Linked DNA regions of Homo sapiens: region 2 is linked to region 1. The links are chromatin contacts, found by Hi-C in ENCODE. All regions are on one chromosome and are shown on one strand. Each heading gives the region's core, a stretch centred on a gene start or an enhancer-like site at or near the end of the contact. The rest is flanking DNA. Distances are from core to core; before and after follow the strand shown.

Region 1 (7,507 bases), core at 2,910-5,409:
CTGTGTTCTTATTTGCCAATGCTAAACAGAGGCCTTCCTATGTGATTATTTATGTTGTCAAGTATATCACATAAAATATAAGACATAAATTACTCTATGTGTGGCTTCTTATCAGCTTTGAGTATACACATTTTCAGCCTCAATGTGAAATCAGAGTTTGCTTCTAAATGGTATCTGGACATACAGAATTTGTAAAGAAATCTATCCTCTTTGTTTAAGAGAAGATATCAATGTAATTTTGCCTCGTGCAGATTCCGTCCTTATTTTTTTTTTTTACTTTAACTACTTTAAAAACCTTTTTTTTTTCCCAGTACAAAAGGTGAATCCATTTCACGAGGAGGAGCTCAGTCAAATTTTATATGAGGGGAGACCAAGTTTGATCTTGCCGAGAGATCCTCGTTCTGTAAACCCCGTAAGTAGGAGTGTGAAGGGAGAAAGCCAGAAACGGGTTTTAATATGGATGTGCAAAAAAGTTCAAGGAAAGACGAAGAGGAAAAGAAAGCAAGCCTTCCATGTTTATCTGCTCCATCTATTTCCTGCCTGTAATTTATGCCATAGGTTAATTCCCGGGAAGTAGGAAAAAGACTCACCTTGTACTACAGTTAAATCTTGTGGAGAATAAGTAAAATTCCAAACATATCCCAAAGTAATGTAAGAGCAGAGGCCTCTTATTTTGCAGAGGAAAGAGGCCTCCTAAAAATGCTGCACACAGATGTTTAAGCATCAGAGAGACATGGACTAGTAGATCCTTGGAGCGAAAAGGTGCAGAGAGAGAAATCGCCCAGTCCAGAGGAAGAACATGAACCCCGGAGTGGAGAGGAGTCCCTCCCAAATTTACAGGGCAAGTCAGCGGCAGAGCTGGTCTAGAAACTGCACCCCTGACTTCTAGCCCCTGCCTGATTCTGTGCGCCCATGTAAGCTCTAAAGGACGCCATTCACTATGTGGTCCCAGTCAAATCTTCTATGTGCTATGTACGATGGTTGACCCAAAAAGAATTGTCTCATCATTGCCCTTCCCCTCCCCTCTGCAAAACAAAACAAAACAAAAAAAAACCTTGTGGCTTTGTCCTTACTAGGCAACAATTTCATCACACTTTGTCATTTAGTAAGTATAAAACAGCCAGCCAACTTCTAAGGACAGAAATACACATCCCCGGTCTAATTCTTGCCTCTAGCCTTTCAAAGCTCAAGGCCTGGCTTTGGGGCAAGAGGGTCCACGTGTATATGTGTGTGTGCACGTGTGTGCATGTGTGTGGGTGTGTGTGGCAGGGGATAGAAAGCCCATCACATGTACCTGGAACACAGCTTTGATCCACATCTTTCTCAGCCCAGTAAAAAACTTGTAGCCACTAAAGCATCTGAGCACTGAAGCATCTTAACCACTAAAGCATGTGGGGCATTGTCATCTGACCCCACTGCCATAGGCCCCTTTTTACAGATGGCTGAATACTTTCTCAATGAGGCCATTGCACTTGCCCTGAGGGGGAGGACCTCTCATCACTCACCTGCTGCCATTCTTTTCCAGGGCCCAGAACAATCCCAGGGGCCTTAACTACAGACTCTAATTGGGCGCATCAGCATCACGAGTAGGACTCAAGTAAGAAAGGGGCATATTTATGTTTCTTATCGTGCGTCTACAGGGAGGGGCTGAAAAGGACTCAAAAGCCTATGAAAACTTGTATTGCAGATGGGGAGGAGGGATGAGGGTAGAAACAAAAAATAATATACAGCACTTTATCCAACCATTTTATAACAAGTTGAAATCAGGCTCCTTCCAGATTGAAATGGATCCTCCAGTCCCATAATTAAATTGGGAAAATGAAGCCATTTCATGCCTTTGGCTCCCTTTGATCATTGTTATTTCTGTGACTAATGTGTAACTGGAGCTGCTTTTTCTGGGGCATGAGCCTCGCCTGGGCAGCTGCTAGGAGAGTGTGGCCTGGTCTCCTGTTGTCAGCGCAAGCTGACGGCAAGGCCAGGGCTCAGCAAGGTCAGGTTAGTCTCAGCCAAAGTGGACTGGAAGAGATGCACCTGCGCTGACAAGCAGCTATCTGTTCCCATTTGCCTCTGACTGCATTTCTCCAGGGCCTCCCTTGTCCTGGAGAACTCTTGGGTGGGAACTGGTGTTTTTTCCCTTGAAAGGAAGAGATAGAGGACATTTCAAGAGATAGGAGCAGAACATTGCCTCTCAAATTGTAAAGAAGGTGACTTCTGAAGCTCATCATTTTAATTTTCCCTCCCCTTTGTCCCTCATCAACTTCTATTCCTGCATCCTCCCTAACCCCTCCATGCGTGCATCACACACACACATACACACACACATACACTCACACTCACACGCTGGGCACAGCAGGCATGCAAGCACAGTTGGGAATTCTGTGAGTCCTTCTAGACTAAGGAAACTCAAACTAAAAAGTAAAATCTATTAATAACAACTCCCTCCTCCCCATTTACTACGGAATTTGCTCTTGCGGATTCTCTAGAGCGCCCTCATGTGACGCCCTGTTGTAATAGCATTCAAGACTTTGGAAGGATATAAGGATCTGTTGAAACACTGTATCACCACAATTCAAAGTATCACTTTTCCGGATGAATAACGCCTAGTATTTGATAGCACAAAACGAGGACTGTAGTCAATAATAATTTAATTGTACATTTTTTTAAATGCCCAAATTATTTAAATTTCAGAAAGAGATGGGCCCTTCAGGGAGAGGAAGGCTCGGCTGTCTTAATCTCTGGGAGCCCTGTAGAAGAATGAGAAGACAAACAGCTGACTTTTTTCTAATTTTTAACAGCTACTTGTGGACCAAGGTGACACTTAGGAATCCCAAGAAGCTCCAGCCATAAAGGGAGTCGGTATCCTTCCTCCAATTGTAAACCCCAGCACTCCCACTGAACACACTGGCCATGCCAAAAGTTCACACATCGGCCACGCAAAGAGCTCAAAGAGATCCATTCAGTACCTGGGAAGGCACGATCACTACGGGGAGAATCAGAAACCACGCGATCGCCAGGTGGCCTTCAAAGAAGCCTCCTCCCAGAAGGTCCAGAATCCCATCCAGAGACATTTCTGTCACTCTTCTCAAGCCACCTCATCATCTCTCTCTGCAGTTGAACTGCTGATGTTTCTGAGATTGTGGGTTTGTTCAAAATGAAGCTTGGCAGAATCATAATTTATAGGCTAATATTTTGTAAGTAGAGACAATTCATGACTTAGAATCTTATGAATAAATTGCTCCTGTTTTATTGCTCTGTGTGTGTGTGTGTGTGGGTGTGGGTGTGGGTGTGGGTGTGTGTGCATATAACTTTTCTTTTTCCACGTTTACCTCTTGAGTGGGCCCATTAAACTGAGAAGTACTGCGTGAGGTCTTGAGATAGCACAAGCCTTCGCCACCCCTGTAAAGGTGTGACGTGTGTCTAGGCAAAACCCTGGCAGGTCTCCAGGCGGTCCTTCTGAGTTAGGGCTCTGAACACTCTCTCTTAAAGCCCTGAGCTATGAACACAGCTTTGAACGGGACAGAGAAAGACCAAGTCAGAGGGGGAGCAGCTGTGTCTTTCTCCTCTCTGCTTCATTATAGACAAAATTGACCTCTGGGCCAAGTCTCATTAACTAATTGAAGAGTTCATAGTCACACAGTGTTTCTCAAAACGAGATTCAGAGAACACGAGCATCAGAAACACCTGAAGTGTTTGTTGGAATTGCAGCTACCTGGGCCCCATTTGGTGCCTGTTGAATCAGAATCTGTGGTATAAGAACCTAAGATCTGCATTTCCAATACACTTATAAGTTGAGTGTCAAGCACAGTAAAGTTTGGGCAGCCCGTCCCTTAATCTTTTCACATCCCGTCAGATTACAGATTTATATTTTAACAAAAGCCTTTATTTCCATAAGCCAACAGGGGAACTTCAGATACTGCTGTGGGGCAGCAGGGGAGATGTTGTTAAGCAAAGGGAGAAGGGCTTCCAGCGCCTCTTGATTTTTTCTGCAGAGGTAGCTGCACATGCAGCTGGTCAGAGTTTACCTTCTATGTCCTACCCCTGTGAATGCACCCCAGAGCTGGAGCACGCATTGAGGTCAGGGGGGCGCCTACCTGGAAGGACCTACCTGGAAACTGGATATCCAGTGAGGAGAGGAGAAGGGGCTGTCAGAAAATCAGCTCACCTCTAGACGGCGGCAACTCAGATAAGAGGAGCTTGTACTTCCGGTCTCTCCTCCCTCATCCCTTTCTGGTTGGGAAATTTTGTTCAAGCTACCGCTGTATGCTTCTGTTTTCTCTGAAGAAAATGGAGACTAATATTTATGCCTGCCTCAATAAATACATTTTTATTATAATTAATTTTGAAAGGTCCTGAGATTGGTAGGAAGATCACGTCCTCAGAGGCAGGTGTTGTGAACAGTGGATATGAAGTTGCATGGAAAATCTTCCACATGCTCAGTCCATCCCCAAGGGAAAAGGAATGTCTGGTGGGAAGTGAAGAGCTCTGAGCCCCTGCCTTCTCTGCTGCAGCACCCACCATCTTCCTCTTCTATTCCAGCCATGCGAGGCTTTTTTCTATTCCTTGAACCCAACAAACATTGCTCGTCTTCAGCCAGGATTGGGAAGCACTGCTCAATCCACTGCTGTATATAAATCTAGCTCACGGGTTGGGACTTTTCAGGCAGGGAAAGGCTCATTAGGAAACTGAGGCTGATTTTGGATGTTTCCAGGTCAGGAAGGTTGTATGTGTAGGTTTTCTTCTGCATTGGGCACAGAACATTGGATGGTCATTCTCATTCCCATCTTTGGCAAGGGCTGGGATGAAGTATGTGCTGGTGGTTCCTGAGCTGCCTAGCAGAGACGTGGGCTTGGGGAGGAGGACATTTTCTTTCCAGCAGGTGCTCGAGAGGACTCAAAGAGGTGATGAATGGAGCAAACAGAGCCTGGACTCCATCCAGGTAGACAGGGCTTATACCCAAATCTGTCACTTACTAGTTGTATGATCTTGGTTAAGCCTTAGTTTCCTCCTCTATAAAATGACTCTAAATAGTAACACCTACCTCAGAGTTGTTATGAAGATTAACAGACATAAGGTGTGTAAACCAATTACACTGTGTCTAGTACACATGACTGCCCTGTTCATACTAACTATGGTGATTTGATGTTTGGGAGCCACGCTTTTTAGTCTTTAAGGTCTGTGTAATCTCGCTGTCTTGTTTTATTTTATATTTCCCCATTTATTCTCTATTCTCGCTCCTGTTTCCTCCCATTTCCCTCTCCTGTCTTCCTTCCTGGGATTTCTTATATGTCCTTAGATTATCTCCAAAAAACACAGAACTTGGTTTTGTGTGTATATTAAAGTTTAATATCCTTAAGTAGTAACGTGCTATAAATCGTTTACCACCTTTTGCACTCAACACTAAGATTTTTAGAGGTATCCATATTATGGTTTGCCAGTGGTTCTCAACTTCACTATGAAACAGAATCACTTGGGAGCTTTTGAAAAATTTCAATACCTGGACCTCCATTCCAGTTATTCTGATTTAATTTGTCTAGGGTGCGGGCCAAGCCTCAGGTCATTCTAAAGTGCAGCCAGGATTGAGAAGCACTGCTCAATCCACTGCTGTATATAAATCTAGCTCACAGGTTGGGACTTCTCAGGCAGGGAAAAGCCCGGGGTTCACCTTTTTCTGCCTCACCAAGTCTCTGCAGTAAAATCAGGTGATGACGACCCTAAGGACAGCGTTAAAAGGAAAAAGAAGAGAGGAGAAGGCAACTTGCAGCCTAAGGCATATGTAAGAAAGAGCAGAAATCAGAACTCCTACTCTGCCCTATTTGTCAGAGTCATGTTATTGATTCATCTGTTCGTCCATTTAATCACCCAGGATTTACTGAGCTCCTCAGACATTCTGCTAGGTGCAGGGAATACAGCAGTGAACAGGGTAGACAGTCTCAACACTCAGTGGCTTTCATACCTGTTAAAATAAAGCTTCTCAGGCCTCATGTCGAGAGCTTCTGACCCAGTAGGTACAGGGCTTGGCTCAGGAGTCTACATCTTGAAAAAGTGCAGCAGGTGATACCAATGCCTATGATCCTGGGAATCTTTTGTAGAAAATTGGTCTAGCCAATTTATGAGTCAGGTTGTTTTTAAGCATGCTTGATAAATTTAGCCCATTTCTCCCTTTTAGAATTTTTTTTGAAACAGCAGAACCCCTATTTACTATGTGTCTTCAGCAGCAACTACAGCCTTAGAACTCTCTTCCTCTGACTAGACATTCCTATACATGATACCACCAACAATTAATTCATTGTTGCTGGTGCACCCACATTATACAGTTGCTATAGAGTCATGGTCACATTTAAGCCCTACCAAAACTCTGCGAGGTAGGTCTCATCCTTCATATGAGAAAACTGAGGCTCATGTTGGTTAAGTGATTTTCCCAAGATTATACCTCCAGGAATTAACCACATGTCCCTCTGCTTCAAGACCTGGGCTTCTCGCCACCATATTGCATGAGGCTCCCTAGAAGGCCAGGACAGTCTTCACTCATCCTGTTATCTCTTGGAATACCCAACTACACTAACAGATGGCTATTCCAATCACAATCACTGAACCAGTTATTAGCTGGATGCTACATTCTTTCCATACACAAAGTATACAGAGGAATCCCTCTCATCTGGAGTTAACTGGCACTAGTAGCTGGTTGGCTCATTGGAAAAACGTAGCTCAATCTGGGAATCATTAAAAGGTGATGTATGTATACAGTAAGTATTTTATTTTAACCTGAAATATATAAATGTATATTCATGAGCCAGACCTCTAATGTGGAGCCAAAGGGTTTTTTAATTTTTTTCCACTTTAAGTTCTCTGATTGGAGTTTCAGTACTCTTTCTAACATAACCTATACCGATAATATATATTCTAGAACTTCTAATGTTTATTTTCTTAAAGTAGAGTAAAACATATTTGTACCTTCTAAATAAGCTAAGTACAAAATCCTATTAAAATACATAATTCAGGAATATATTAAAATTTTAAATATACAGATAAGTTGATAAAATGGCAAAATAAACACCAAATACCCACTGCCTAAATTAAACAACTGTTAACATTTTGTCGTATTTACCTTATTTCTCATGCTATTTTTAGAGCTGCATCTACATCCATTCATCTATCATCCATCTATACATTGTTTTTTTGCTAAATATTTGAAAATAAGTTGCAGATATCATGACACTTCACCCATAAATATGTCAGCAGGTACCTCCTGAGTATAAGAACACGCCTCTATATCATTTTCACACCCTGAAAAATAATGGTAACTTTAAAATAACATCTGATATTGAGCATTCAAATTTCCCCAACCGTCACAAGACTGTCTTTTAGAGGTGATTTTTTTCTCAATCAAGATTCAGTCTTGGTTCATGCATTGCATTTGATGTTATATTTTTTTGGCCCGCCATTTTTTTTTTTGACAGTGACTTTTGGAAGAGTTCAGACCATTTTGTAATATTCTGGATTGAACTGT
Region 2 (7,507 bases), core at 3,052-5,551, 520 kb before region 1:
CTCACTGTAGCCTCTACCTCCCCAGCTCAAGTGATTCTCCCACCGCAGCCTCCCAAGTAGTAGCCGGGACTAACAGGCGTGCACCACCACACCCGGCTAATTTTTGTGTTTTTGTAGAGACAAGTTCTTGCCTTGTTGCTCACTCTGTTCTTGAATTCCTGGACTTAAGTGATCACCTGCCTTGGCCTCCCAAAGTGCTGGGATTACAGGTGTCAGCCACCATGCCTGGCCTCCCCATATTCCTGATATCTTTTCATAGGTCAGAAATATTTTGTAATTAAACTTTTTTTTTTTAAAGGGGAAGAAACACATAGAGAAAAGCTTATACTTTTAATAGTTAAACTAGTACAGGTCAGAAAACAAATGACGCCTACATATATTACGTGAAGTGCTGCATTTACGCATGATTACTTTTCATAGTAATGATAGCTAAGTAGCCATGTGACAGGCCTTAGAAAGCTAAGGCTGAGAGAAGGCTCTAATCTAATTCTGTTGTTTTACAGATGGGGAGGCTGAGTCTCAGAGAAGTTGTTCACCCAAGCTCATACACTAACTGGCTAAGAAGACAGGGCCTAATTTCTTCTCTTATCCCCCACAATTTGTTTTGGCTCCAGGCCTAAGCACAGATGCAAAATGCTCAGAAGTAAGCGAAGAATCAGGGCAGTTGAGTTGCTGCAGGCAGCAAAACCCACTCTTGGCAGGAAGGGGTGTGGCAGCCTGGCCTTGCTGTGCAAGCCCCCGCGTGTGGCAGCGAACACTCAGGAGCAATACCTGTTGGGTAATGGGGCTGTGGGGAAATCCCGGCCTGTGTTCAAATAGCTGGTGATGTTGTGTTGAAAGAGGCATTACCAACTGGGTGTGGCTGCTGGTGTGAGGACACATCCTGTCCCACAGAGTCCTTCATGGAAACTCAGAAGGCTAGGTCTTTTTGTTTTCTTCCATTCACGGGTATGATCTTGGTTTGCACTCCAGGACGGAGTTCTCACATGGTGTGACAAGAACAGCAGGGATGGGGGAAGTCACCTGGAATCAGGACTCTGGTCCGAATGCTGGCCTGCCGGGCTGTGCTGCCTAGGATAATTCACTTTCCTTCTCTGGGCCTCCATCTGTTTTCCCATCTGAAAAGTGAGGGGAGATAAAGTAATCTTCATGTTCTCTTCCAGATCCAACTTTCCTTGACTTTAACCATTGCACAAGAGTCTTTTGGAGCCTCGGGTGGGCAGGAGGAGGCCTAAGGGAAAAAGGACTAGACAGTGAGCAGATCTCTAGGGGCCAGGGTGGCTTCTGTCTTAACCAAGGGTCTGTTTGTAGCTCCCATGGGGGCCGGCACACACTGGGTCACAATTAATGTTTTCTCATTTATTGGGGTGAAATGGGGAATGTTGGCCGGGCCGGGCTGACATCTTGGATAACCTCATGTGAAGACTATTCACTTTCAGAAGATGCCGGGATGCACCAGTAAAAAATCCAGAGCGGCTCAAGCCCCTGAACTTTCAGCTGGGGAATAGCCCCAAATCAGCTGACTGTGGCAGTAGGAACCCAGAGAACATAATTGAAGTGAGAATTTATTGCCATCTAGTGTCAGAGTCAGGGATCACAGGAATGATTTCTTCATTTTTCGCTCTTGTTCCAGAAAGGGGATAAAATCCAATTGTACCATTAAAAATACCAGAGAAATCCACTATTTAAAAGACCTATGTGTGTATTTCTCTGTGACATGAATGCTTTTGTAATGTGTATACTATCCTACTAATTAGCCCCTTTTGAAAACTTAGGTAATAAAGGGTTTTGTTTAATATGAATCTTTTGTTAGTAGAAGTTTAGATACCGAAAGACCTTTATCGTTCCTATGTCAAGCTAGTTAAGAAGTGCGCAGTGGCTCACGCCTGTAATCCTAGCACTTTGGGAGGTCAAGGTGGGCGGATCACGAGGTCCGGAGATCGAGACCATCCTGGCTAACACGGTGAAACCCCATCTCTACTAAAAACACAAAAAATTAGCTGGGCGTGGTGGCACGTGCCTGTCATCCCAGCTACTCGGGAGGCTGAGGCAGGAGAATCGCTTGAACCTGGGAGGCGGAGGTTGCTGTGAGCTGAGATCACAGCACTGCACTCCGGCCTGGGCAACAGAGTGAGACTCTGTTTCAAAAAGGACAAAAAAAAAAAAAAGTGCAAGTGGCGCCCTTTAAATAAGGCAAGTCAAATGTTGGATGCTTAGTCCTTCACTTAAGTAATAGTCACCCATAATTGTGTTTTGTGTTTGATGTCATGCTTTAGGTGGAACACATTTATCATCTCGCTTACCCTGACGATTATCCCAGGGAGTAAAAGTGGTTGTCTCTGATTTACTGATCAGACACTAAGAAATGGTCATTAATTTGCTCTGGGAGCACGCAGTCTGTGGTAGCAGCAGGACTCGGACTCTGTTTGTCTCTAATAAGGCCTGCTTTTTGTCTGTTAAACCATACTCCCTTTCCCATAGTAATAAAATCAGCTTCCCATAATGTCCCAGGATACAACTATGTACTTGTACTGTGTGTATAGTACTGGTGGTTAAGACACTGGGTTCTGGCCAGGTGCAGTGGCTTGTGCCTGTAATCCCAGCACTTTGGGAGGACAAGGCAGGCAGATTGCTTGAGCCCAGGAGTTCGAGACCAGCCTGGGCAACATGGCGGAAAACCCCATGTCTACAAAAAATATAAAAATTAGCCGGGTGTGGTGATGCATGTCTGTAGACCCAGCTATTCAGGAGGCTGAGGTGGGAGGATTGCTTGAGCCTGGGAAGTCAAGGCTGCAGTGACCCATGACGGCAGCACTGCCCTCTAGCCCAAGTGAGACCCTGTCTCAAAAAAAAAAAAAAAAAAAAAGATAAGAAATTGGATAAGTTGAGTTTTTGAGCCTTACTATTTGAGTTCCCAGCCATGGCATATTCTATCTGTCTGACATCGGGACAGTTACTTAAGTGCTCCGTGCCTCAGTCTCCCCACCTATAAATGCAAATGATGCTAATGATAGTGCCTACTTCATAGGGTTGTTGTGAGGCTTACTCCATCTGAGGTGCTTAGAACAGTGGCCATGACAGTGAAGTGCTCAATAAATAGTACTTAGAAATTGACTAAATGCAGGGAATTTGAAATGCCAGGCTTGTGAAATGAGCCCTTCTATTGTTGGCCTGCAAAATGTGAGTTTAGAATTTTTTTTTTGACAGGGTCTTACTCCATTGCCCAGGCTGGAGTGCAGTGGCATGATCATAGCTCACTTGCAGCCTTGACCCTCCGGGCTCAAGCGATCCTCCCGCTTAATCCTCTCTTGTAGCTGGAACCACAGGTGCACACCGCTACACCTGGCTCGTGTTTTGATCTTTTCATAGAGACAGGGGTCTCACTATGTTGCCTAGGCTGGTATCAAACTCCTCAGATCAAGTAATCCTTGCACCTCGGCCTGCTGAAGTGTTGGGATTACAGGCATGAGCCACTGTGCCCCGTTGAGTTTGGAATTTTGATTATGAGTGCCTTCAGGTGGGCCTGTGTTTGATTGTGAGTGCCTTCAAGTGGGCCTGTGTTTGATTGTGAGTGCCTTCAGGTGGGCCTGTGTTTGATTGTGAGTGCCTTCAGGTGGGCCTGTGTTTGATTGTGAGTGCCTTCAGGTGGGCCTGTGTTTGATTGTGAGTGCCTTCAGGTGGGCCTGTGTTTGATTGTGAGGTCTTCAGGTGGGCCTGTGGCCTCTAGATTCTCACATTTCCCACCACTCACTTGTGTCTGCTTCTCCATTCATTTAGGCCTCCTGTCTGGCTCCTGGAAGCATTTGGTGTTTTGATCCTTGCAGTGAGTGAGATGAATTACATGGACATTGTCAACCTGATGGAAACTTTGGGCTCTTTGTCGACCTCTTTTAAGGGCTGTGACTTCATGGCTTTGTACATCAAAGAAGATCTTTGGGTTTTCTTGTGCAATTTGGCTTCTCCTGCCGAGAACAGAGGCTCTTCTAGCCAAGAACTAAAGCCCACCATGGCAGTCCCTCCCCAGATTCTTCTGCAGATGGCTACTTTCCTCCTAGCCTTCACGGGAAGGAACCGGGGCTTGCTGAGGTAAGGAGGGGCACAGGAGAGAGGGAGTAAAATCTGCAGAGAGGCAGCCCACACACTCAACCCCTAGAGCCCCTCTGCAGAGAAAGTCTATGCTGAGGAGATGTCAGAGCCACAGGACAGTCCTGAAAATCAGGTGCCACTCAGAGGCAATTGCCATCCACTACCAGAAGAGGGCACTGTAGTGCAGCGGCCCGGGAGGGAGCAGCTGCAGCCGATGAAGGTTCTAGGCCAGACTGCATGGAAGTAGCTGGGACCTGCCGTTAAGAAGCTTGGCCCAATTTTTCCTGATGGCCCCTTCTAGCTCTGACATTCTGCAATCCCATCAGGAGAGAACTGGAATGAATCAGCCAAGAATTCCAAGTGGGTTATAGAAGGAAGAAACCAGAAGCAAGGGCTGGGGGAGGAGGTGGGTGTGGCTGGAAAGTTTCTTTTGTTGGGGGCTAAAATCTGTCTAAGTGAATCCAGCAGGAGGAAAAAAAAGCCTTAAAACAGCTCCCCTGGGGTCACATGCTCAGGTTGGGCAGCCTGTCAAACCACCCCAAGTCGACTGGAATCCAACATGACATTATAGCTCACTCCTGCCCTTGTTGGAGGAGTGCTTAATCCCAAAGAAACAATTAAAGTTACAGATAGCACACACTGGTGGTTTGCCCATCTCTGCATTTTGTAAAAGCAGAGCCTATTTTCTTTCTTGATGGAACTGCCTTCCAGAAATGGCTTGCTGCAGAGTCTGTGGTGGCCTTGGGTGCTCCTTGGCAGAGATGAAAAGTGAAGTCAGCAGGCGAACCCTTTCTGGCTTGGCTCAGGCGGCCACCGAACATGCCTTGTTATGCTTCAGAAACCCCATTGGCAGTCCCCTCACCTCCCAGCCTCTGACTCTGGGCAGAGTCTCTTTCCATTGGAGTCATTTCAGTGGGTGCTCTGGAAGACTAAGGGCTTGTCATTAAGAGACAAATGGGTATTTTCGATGGTTCTGGGTATTTGTTTCTCCACTGGCCTCTGATCCTGCCAGAATCACCTAGCACCACAAAGCCAGCACCAGAAGTGTGAGCGCTGGATAGGGTGGGTGAGACTTGTTCAGGGCCCTCCTACCTCACTTCCCATTTTCCAGACTATTCCTGCATCCGTGGCTGTGGCCCTCTTACCCGCTGTCCTGGTATTACCCTTGGACTTGTTTCTGGAGCTGGTGGGGGCAGGATAGCCTCGTGGCTAGAAACTTAGGCTCTGCAGCTAGACCACCTGGGTGTGTGACTTGGGGCAAAGCACTTAAACTTATTGCCTCAGTTCCTCACCTGGAAAATGAGGTGATTATAATAGTACCTACCTCATAGAGTATTCGTGAGAAGTAAATCTATAAAGTGCTTACAGCATTATTATCAGGTACCTAACAAAGATTTGTTGAATATATACATGCATGTCTATATTACACAGATTGATGTATCCTGATAAAAAAAAATCTCAGAAGAAAATACATAAAAAAAAAATCTCTTGCTTTCTGTTTCTGGCCAGGTAGAGTAACAGGGACTGGATTTATCAACCTGTCTGAAACAACTAAATCATAAGCACATAATAAGTGCTCATTAAATGTTTACCATTATTATTTTCATGCTTTAACTCATCCCTCACAAGTGTGTGAAGCAGGTTGTATTATTAGTTCCATTTACAGCTGAGGAAATTGAGTTTCATATGGCTTATGTGACTTGACCAGGTCACTTAGTAAGAGGCAGAGTCAAGATGCAGACATTCCAGAGGCTATGTACTTTTTATTTTTGAGACAGAGTCTCACTCTGTCACCCAGGCTGGAGTGCAGTAGTGCGATCTTGGCTCACGGCAACCTCTGCCTCCTGGGTTCAAGTGATTCTCCTGCCTCAGCCTCCCGAGTAGGTGGAATTACAGGCATGTGCCACCACGCCCAGCTAATTTTTGTATTTTTAGTAGAGATGGGGTTTCACCATGTTGGGCAGGCTGGTCTTAAACTCCTGACTTCAGGTGATCCGCCTGCCTCAGCCTCCCAAAGTGCTGGGATTACAGGCGAGAGCCACCGTGCCTGGCCCAGAGACTGTGCTCTGAACCACTGTGCTATCATGCCCAAGCATGTAGCTAAGGGTTCAGTGATATTTGTTGAATGAATGGCCCCAACCACCCAGAAGGAGATACTCTCGATCCTCTTCCTCCTCTCCTGTCTCTTCAACCTCTCCTTTCCTGGCTTTATCCAGTCCAGTCTTAAACATGTTTGCCTCTCTCCTATTCATGAAAACAAAAAAGCAAAAAAACAAAAAAAACAACAAAAAAAGAAAAGCTCCAGTGCCATCTCACCCCTTACCTTCCCTCCACAGACAAACCTTCCAAGGAGTCACCTGTCCTTGTCTGCTTGTCTTCACTCTTCAATCCCCTGTATCATGAACTCTGCTCTTTGTCATCAAGATGGTTCTTGCTGAAGTCACCGATAGTTTTCAAGATCTGAGTTCTTCCTGTTCCCATCTCCCTTAGCCTCTCATCCGTGTTCACTGCAGGTGCCCACTCCCTCCCTTGGTGTGCATGCAACTTCATGCTCCTGGTTTTCTTCTTACTTTCTTGACCACTTCCTCTTGCTAGCTGTGCAGGCTTCTCTTCCTCCACCAGACCTAAGGGCTTGGATGTGAGCTGTTCTCTCTCCTTGCTCTATGTTTTCCTCCTGGGTGATGCCATCTGTGCCTACATTATGCAGGCCACCTACACAGGCTGAGGACCCTAAAGTTTTATCTCTAGTCCAGACCTTTCTTCTGAGTTCCAGCTCAGCACTGGTCAAATGCTTACTTGTCATTTCTACCCGGATGTTCCAAGATCCTTCAGCAGATCTCTGTCATTAAACCGCCCCCATCTATTTGGGGGAAAGGGCTCAGATATCCTCTCTTCTAGTTCTCAGCCAATTACGTGCTCTCAGACTAGAACTTCTAGTCTTTGTGGGGCAGAGATGATCAGAGGTTATTTATACTGAAACTGAAGACATTGAGGGTCCAGGGTTGAGGTGGCAAATGTCCTGGTGTGGTGATGCCACTAGTAGCATCCACAACAGACTGTTTTCACCTGAACTTTGCCTACCTCCTGCCTGAATAATTTAAGCACCTGAATCTCTGGCCTTTCTGATGACCACTTCCTCTTGGGAGCTGTGCAGGCTTCTTTTCCTCCACCAGTCCTAAGGGCTTGGTCGTGAGCCACTGGATATCCTTCCAAGGCTTGCTTAAAGATCTTTCAGTGGACTCTCCATCATTAAAACACCCTTTCTATTTTAGGGAGGGGGCACAGATGTTATCTCTTCTAGTTCTTAGCCAATTACATACTCTCAGACTAGAGCTCTGAATCTTTGTGGCACATAGGTGCACATGTACCCTAAAACTAGGTTTTCTATGTAGAAAGATAATAAAACTATACTTGAGTCTCC

The links. A loop is a pair of places that touch in the nucleus more often than their neighbours do. Pooled maps may share reads with other maps.
Region 2: a map of endothelial cell of umbilical vein shows a loop between it and region 1 (12-fold over the local background). The contact joins the enhancer-like site here to the promoter of CASC18 in region 1. A Hi-C loop is called at or near these places in 9 of 168 maps with a recorded cell type or tissue (A673, IMR-90, ascending aorta and 6 more), 2 of 37 single-sample maps with no recorded cell type and 29 of 50 pooled maps.

Annotation. Positions count from the first base shown.
Region 1 is chr12:105,700,855-105,708,361 of GRCh38, reverse strand. CASC18 (cancer susceptibility 18) reads right to left here and starts at 4,159. Exons shown (of 5, transcript NR_110109.1): 1 at 4,106-4,159. It overlaps LOC105369959 (a long non-coding RNA gene), which reads left to right and starts at 335. Exons shown (of 3, transcript XR_945309.3): 1 at 335-412; 2 at 1,526-1,597; 3 at 2,796-3,246.
Region 2 is chr12:106,221,050-106,228,556 of GRCh38, reverse strand. No RefSeq gene overlaps it. Among named protein-coding and RNA genes, the nearest start is that of CKAP4, 23 kb to the left of the region's middle. RefSeq lists a silencer at 4,171-4,280 and an enhancer at 4,331-4,380. Within about 2 kb of position 4,301, at least 2 of the 41 ENCODE cell types and tissues checked have a DNase peak (open chromatin) inside an H3K27ac peak, as active enhancers do.